Regions from separate parts of the Homo sapiens genome. Here all the other regions are linked to region 1. The links are chromatin loops, found by intact Hi-C in ENCODE. Cell type or tissue: PC-3. All regions are shown on one strand.

The links. Hi-C counts contacts between places; a loop is a spot of excess contacts. Peaks named below come from ENCODE experiments on the same cell type or tissue, not always from the same donor. Only the 100,000 strongest peaks of a DNase experiment are listed, where the experiment ranks them.
Region 2: it touches region 1 in a loop (18-fold over the local background); 34 of 110 quality-filtered maps call a loop at or near these places.
Region 3: a loop joins it to region 1, with 4 times the contacts of the local background. A loop is called at or near these places in 3 of 110 quality-filtered maps.

Annotation. Positions count from the first base shown.
Region 1 is chr9:23,490,977-23,493,476 of GRCh38, reverse strand. No RefSeq gene overlaps it. Among named protein-coding and RNA genes, the nearest start is that of ELAVL2, 330 kb to the left of the region's middle. In PC-3, CTCF peaks have their summits at 1,126 (motif pointing right) and 1,127 (motif pointing right); DNase peaks (open chromatin) are centred at 696 and 1,146; H3K4me3 peaks cover 485 bases; H3K27ac peaks cover 1,525 bases.
Region 2 is chr9:23,121,666-23,124,165 of GRCh38, reverse strand. No RefSeq gene overlaps it. Among named protein-coding and RNA genes, the nearest start is that of LINC01239, 480 kb to the right of the region's middle. In PC-3, a CTCF peak has its summit at 941 (motif pointing left); a DNase peak (open chromatin) is centred at 905.
Region 3 is chr9:23,685,400-23,687,899 of GRCh38, reverse strand. No RefSeq gene overlaps it. Among named protein-coding and RNA genes, the nearest start is that of ELAVL2, 140 kb to the left of the region's middle. In PC-3, no CTCF peak of the experiment used is centred here; a DNase peak (open chromatin) is centred at 1,429; H3K27ac peaks cover 2,263 bases.

The sequences.
Region 1 (2,500 bases):
AAAAGAGGTCACCACTGGGAGGTTTGCATCCATGACGTCAAATGTGCAATACTTGCTAATGTCAGGATGAGAGTGTGTGTGTGTGCGTGTGTGTGTGTGTGTGTTGACTCTAGCCTCCAGACGGCAATGTGGAAGGGAACAGGGGGAGGAAATCAATGTTTGTTGACCACCTCCTGAATGCTTCTCTTAATCTTGCGTCCTTTTTACCTGATGAAGCAGTCATATCTTTCTTCTATGTTAAGCCAGGCTATGAAGCTAAAACCAGAATTGCTTTGACCTCTCATATTTCTAAATTTCACATATGTATAGTTTTTCCATCTCATTCCCTTTTTAATTCCTTGAGAACCCATCATATGTCCCTGGGAGCTGGGCAGAAAGATCATTAAATACTGTTCAGGGTGGCACACAAAATCTCTTCTTCCTTTCAACCTTCAACTAATATTCCACAAATGGGTGCAACCTGTCTTTCCCCTCAGACTGTGTTTCTTTCCCTATGTGGAACTCCTCCATCCAGTTCCATCCTGAGACAAAGGATAGCTATTACTGTTTACTCATTTGGAGTCTGAACCTCAGGGACAGTTGTCCACCTCTTCAAATATTGTGTCTTCTCTGAGGTTCATTGTGTCATCTTTGCTGCCCTTCTGGTGCATCCAGGTGTGGCCAAAATTTGCTATAGATATATTCTTCAGGCCCTTGATCTGGGAACTTTGCCACATACGGATTATGTAATACTGAGTCACATGCATTGTTTTCCAAATAAGAACATAAATATATCTTCTGAACAAGGAAACTTTTGAAAAAATTTTTCCGTTGTTCTTCCTTCTATCCATCTAATCCTCACTCTTTTCCTCCGTCCTTGTCTGTGTCTGCTTCTTACTCTTTCTCTTTCTCATATCTGGGTAATCTGCAGCCTTTACATGATAACTGCATCATTTAGAAGGAGGACACTCAGAGAGATGGATAGTAATATGTGTGTAACATACTTATGTGTTAGAGATTGAGAATTTGGCACTCCCGAAAGATTGCACATGGAATCAAATCAGTCATTAGGTGGTTGCCACAGTTGGCTGGGTTCAGGCTCTGTAAATCGATGGAAATAGGCTAAAGGAAGATGAGTGAGGCTAAGTACTAATTCCAGGCTTTCCTCTAGAGGGAGCTGATGATCAGGCTAGAGGAAACCAACATTGAGACTGGTCAGACTAGTGAGGAAGCTTTACATGTAGGCAGTATCACAAGACTGGATGGGGGTGAGCTATTAATCCTGAGCCTGTGAACTTAAAAGCCATCAGAAACTCTTACTATAATATCAGAGAAACAACTACTACCTACCTCATCTTAATAGTATATATTCCATGGTATAGAAAATGCTCTAGTGCTAACATTCTGATTTCAGCCCTGGAGACTAATTCAAATATTTTATGAAATTTCAACCATCTATTTATCTATCTGATTCCTATTAAAATTTAATATTTGCTGAGTTCATATTATGTGTCTAATGCTGTGTCAGATATTAGGGTGCAGAATTTAAATGTCATTGTTTCTAACTTCAAGGAACTTACATTCTAATGGTGAAAATAAATACAGAAGCAGCTGGTTCCAATCTGGTGCAAAAGTGGTGCTAATCTGAAGATTTATATAACAGATAAAGTATATAGGGGATTAGCATGAGGTATTGAAATACATATATTTTCAAACTACCTATAGCTATCTCAGGAAATTAGGGGACAAGCAGACAAGGCAAGAAAGAGGGGCATCATGAAAACCCTATAATCAGGGGTCCCCCCTCACCTGCAATCTAAACTCTGCCTGACATGCAAACCTCATCAAGCCACCATTGATTCTTAACTCCGACTGTTGGTTCCCAGAACATGCCATGTTATTTTACACATTCATTCCACTGTGTATGCTGTTTCCCCCACTTGACATGCTGTCTTCTTTCATTCTGCCCTCTTTTGTCCACCCGGGAAGGTTTAACTTCTTCAAGCATGAGTTTGAGTAATTCCTTTGTGAAAATGTTCCTATTTCTCTCTCTCATCCTTCCTTTATTCCTTATCACTATCCTTCATCCCACCATTTGCCTACCTCAATAATAAATAGCACCTGCACACTATTCAGTAGTTTTCTTCAAAAAGTATGACCCTTCACTGGCACTCTAGTTCCAGCCCTCCAGTGGCTTACTCTTTGGATATGATCTGAACACTTTGCCATAACCCATAAGAAATACACTGCATGGCCTCTGACCAGTCTCTGTCATTACCTTTTTATACTTTCTTGGTCACTCCTTTGGTCTAACAACACTCTCCTTTCTGTTTCCTCAAACACACCCAAATTTCTTTGCTCTTTAGAATGTGTTTCCCTAGGATTTTAGATTGCTTGTCTCCTCCTTTATTTGTCATTGGGTGTCAGCTCAGTTATCACCTATTTAGAGATGTCTTCTCATCCTGTCTGAAGTGGTAACTCCATCCACATTTGCCAACACATCACACTTTCTTATACTCCT
Region 2 (2,500 bases), 370 kb after region 1:
TTGCCTTCCTTACAACCTAAGTTTGGCAGAAACCCTGCAGCATGTTCTCAGGGAAAAAGAAAAAAAAGCTTCGACATTTCAACCATCTGCCAGATATACCTATCAAATTATTCATTTCTGAGGCTGCTTAAGGTTATTTAAATTCATAGCTTTTCAAACTACTGACAAGGTTTGCACATTGTGAAGAAAATGAATATTGTTAAGGGTTAAATGGACAGCTTCACACTTTAAATGCATTATAAATTCACCCCAGGCACTCTCCTACTGATTTTTCTCTTTATTATTTTATTTTACAATCAGGGACTCTTCATAATTATGGACCATGCTGACAATCGGCATGACAACAGAAATATTCAAACAAAACTGACCCAGGTATGAGGCAATAGTTGCATTATACCTCCAAGGAAACATGCCTTCAGATACATTTTAGATATAGAAATAGTACTTCCAGAAACAAAGATATACAGCTGAGCCCCCAGCCTGCCTTGCTGGGCATATATACCCCACTCTGTCCAATTTATGTGGGTTGACGTGAAGACAGGCAAGACCACCCTTAGAAGTGGTCATTGTTAAAATGTAGGCCGTCTATCAAGAGAAATTGTCTCCCAGAAATCAATACCTTAAAAACTCTTGTGGCTAAATGTTCTGCCAGACACTTTCAAATTTTTATTATGCTGAAAATAGTGTAGAAATAGTAGAAGTTCCATTTATTTGATTTCTTTTTATCACAGTCGGCCCATCCTCGATCAAGTTTCATAATTCAAAGATATTAATTTACCACCAGGTGTAGTTCAAACGAATGTTGACCTTTGATTTACAAAACCCCTTAGATTTACTCTATGCCTTTCTTAAGAGAGTTCCCTTTTTCATATACCACAAGAAAAGGCCTGCAAAGTTGAGGACATGATTTAGGATGCTGGACCTTGCACCCCCTGGTGGCCAACACACATGCTTCATTATCTTTCTTTTTATTTGGTTTTGCAAAATTTGTTCAGCAAGAGATTGAAAAAATATTTTAATAAATTTTGATGCAAAGTGGCAATCATACAGTGAGAGCCTGACAAGTATAGTATGTTCAAAAATAATTACCCTTGGGCCCAGGATCTGTTATCGGGTCACTATAATAAAACCATGCTTTTTGCTGTCAGACATACATAGCAGAAAGACATTCCAATTCTGCCTCAGCACTAAACCCAGGCCAGTTACTTAACTTTTATGATCCTTAATTTTCTCAACTGTAAAATAGGGCTGATAATTTTATCTAGGTCATAGTGTTCTCGGATGCAATAAATGAGAAAATATATTACAAAGGCTTAGCTCTGTGATTTTGAAGTACTGGAGAAATGACTGCTGAAAGTGACAGTTGTAATATGATAGTTAATATAATATCACCATATCGGCATAATTGGTATAATGATAGCTGATAGTTGTAAATAATAGTTGTGAACAGTTGTATGCAAAATGGAGTTAGGTTTTATTGTATGAATTATGAATATTCTGTATTTACTGGTAGTCCTCAAGTTCAGATATATAGAAAGTAGAAATTGTTTTTCTTTTTCCCTCTGTCCATAGAAACGAAATCATAATTATGAAGAGCTGAGTCTAGACAAGCTTGCACGGGTCTGAAACTGTTCCTTTGCCCTGAAAACAATAGAAAATTGTGTGATTATAATAGCACTTATTAAATCAAAATACACAAATTTCTTATAAAATGTACAGTGTTATATTAGATACGGTTGAGTGAAATTTTGATTTCTTAGAAAATAATAAATACCCATTAAAAAAGACTTCTGCAAAAATAGGGGACATTTGGTCACTGGCATAGGCCTTGGCGCTTACAAGCAGCAGAGCTTACACAGCTATGTTGTCAGGTGTCCCAAGTTTGGATTCTGGTTCCATCACCTGAAAAAGCTTGTGACCACAGGAAATTTTCTAAATCTCTGTGCCTCAGTTTCCACATCTATGCTAGAGGCATAATTATAGCCTTTATCTCATAATTATTTTTTGAAGAATGTATAAATTCGTATGCAAAAGTGTATTCAAGGTAACTGACAGCCAGTAATAGTAGTACTATCTAACCCTGTATACACCTCCTTCATATACACTGCCTGGTGAATGTTTACTGACATACTTAAAGAATCCTTGAGTTGAATATTTTTAAGATGTTTAGTTCTGGGGTTATGGTTAATAGTCATCTTCAAGATAATGAGGAGAGAATGAATAGATTTTCTCTTCCACCTTTCAGTCTTAACAATAATGATAATGTAAAGCAATACATCGACTTTGGTTAGGGACAAATAGAATTTCCTAAATCTTGGATACTTTATACTTGAAATGAATTATTGAAGGAGGGAGTAAAATTTCATTTTGGAAAGAACTTTAAAAATGAGATTGCTAAAGGTGAGAAAGATATTTTTGAAGCCAATGATAGCTGAAGGTCAAGGGATGAAAGATTCTACTATCCTACCTCGCTTTTTACAAGTCATCTTCAGGAACACAG
Region 3 (2,500 bases), 190 kb before region 1:
GGCGTGAGGTATCTGGCTGGATAGTCTTGCTCTCTCTAAACATAAACTATGGAGTGACGATTTTGAATGTACTAATATAGTAAAGTACCCTGGATATTATAAGTATGCTTGATGGGTTTTACCCTACCTTAAGACTCACCACTATCTTAGGATCTTAAACTTAGTATTAACATTACTTTTGGTTTAAGTAACTAAAGATATGGGTGAAGACTACGTTAATACTCAGCCTCAAAATCACTCATAGGTGTTTTTTCAAATAAATACCTTATAGCAACCTTATAAATACAAGAAAACAGTCTATTTCTGCAGACATAAATGTGTGGAAGACATACGCCTTTCTGCTCTCCTGGAGCCTGTCATGCTCTAGAAGATTACATCTGTAAGTAACTACAGTAAAGTGTTGTACACAAAGTGCATTAAAAGAGGAGGAAGTGGGGAGACTCCTAATGTTGCATGTAGTCGTGGAGAAGGTTGTTCCTGGGATGGGAATGCTGAGCCACACAGAAGTGGCAGCAGTTGAGCTGCATCAGTAAGGGTAGGTGGGATTTTAAAAGATACCCGGGGAGGCAATTCAAGAAGACATCCCTGGGATCAAAGACATAGGCAAGCCTCTACCTCTATTATTTCTGGAGAATTAATAAGTCATATTCAGTCTAGACTTAGGAGTTTGTGCCCATGACTAGTTAAGTCTAAAAAATACCTAAACAGCAAAACTTTTTTTCTTGCCCATTTCTACTGCAACACTAAAAATTACTTGCCATGATAGGTTATGTGTGGTTTGGGGAGTTCCGTAGAACTTGGTAGGGACATTCCTCTCTTTTAAAAGAGACATTTATTTGGGGTGTGTCAGGCAGTCAGTGTATGTGAAAAGATCAAACAAAAATAGAATCTCTCCAGCAACAGAATACTGATCTTTTTCTCCCACTATTATACCTAAAAAACTCTATTGTTCAGATGATAAAAGTTATCATTTTTTAGGATTTATACTATTTCTAGTGTTACAGTACCTGATTCATTCCTTTCTTGGATATGAATTTTACACTCTTCTTACCTGTATCACTCAAGCATCACCTTCATCGAAGGTGAGGGAAAAATTATAAAATTCAAATACTTCTCAGATATATGCAAGATGAGGTTTTAGTTTGATAGGATGCCCTTTTTTTTTTTTTTTTTTTTTTTTGGTGTTTGGAAACTCAATAACCATTTCAATGATGAACCTTGCTGGGTTTTTTTAATCCTGTAAGGCCCTTTGACCTACAGGTTGTTGATAGCCACATGCTACCTCTAATGCTGATTTTCATGGTGTACTCCTTTTGAGAATGCTCCTCGTCCTGTTGAATGCATGCTTCAGAAACAACCCGCCCATCTGCGGATTTTCTTGCAGACATGATGAGACCAGCAGCCATTCTCAGGGTGACTCACTCTTTGGAATGAAACACAGTTGGCAAGGTAGTTTTGTTATCTGGATTGCGGGTTTTTAATTGCAGTGTGGCAAAGGTGCAGCAGCTGGCCATGAGAATGGGGGAGGGAGGTCATGACCCATAAATCTATGTAGGCATCCAAAAGATGCAGTGCTTCATTCCTTGGACCTTGAAGAAAAAAAGCAGCCCATCAGGAAGTACCATTGAGCACCTTGTTGAAAGAAAATCCCCGTACTTTTACATCCATGTTGTAGATCATCTATTTCTTTAAAAATGTTTTGTTATGCCTTAGGTGTAGTAGTAATTATAAGAAATAATGCAGATTTTCACACCAAGAAAAAAAAAACCTGGGTGACTATCAGAAAGGTTAAGCAGATATTACTAGAAATGCTGAAGCAGAAATTGCAGTTGTTACTTTATGAAATGTTCTTTAGTAGAAATTTCATCTCTTGAGAATGGTTGCTGCAGTGTGTTTTCTGTATGTAGAGAACTATATGTTGAATGTATTCTGTTTTTCAGGGGTTACTCTTAAAGAAGTACCTGTGTTCTATTCATACATTGCATAAAGAAGTCCTCTTTGCTTAAGTAAACTGCTACTTATGTTTTCTGTCTTAAGATGGCCTGAGGACCAGATGATAAGCCAAGCATTCGGTCTTTCCTACATAAAGGGTGGTAAGAACTTTTCATAAATTTAGTCTGAAACTTATCCTCATCCTAATAATGAAAATTTATTTTATTTTTTGCTGAAATAGTAGTACATTTTAAAAGTTGTGCTTCCCAAGCTCGTTTATGTCATGAGTGCCTGTCCTGAGGGGGAACCTTTATCTCCACACACGTACAACCACTTCTAGGCCAAGCAGCACACCAGGGCTTATGTGTGGGAAGCTCTGATTTAAATAGTTTACTTTTTTAAAATTTCCTTTCTTTCACTAAGTGTACATCAAGCATCTACGCTGTACCAGTCACTATGCTGTAAGATTTAGGCTGAAGACTTAATCTATGTTCTATTTCTCAGTCTGGTTTTGAGTTGGAAGACACTTCAGTGGTCTTGTTCAGCACACCTTATTTTGCAGATGTAT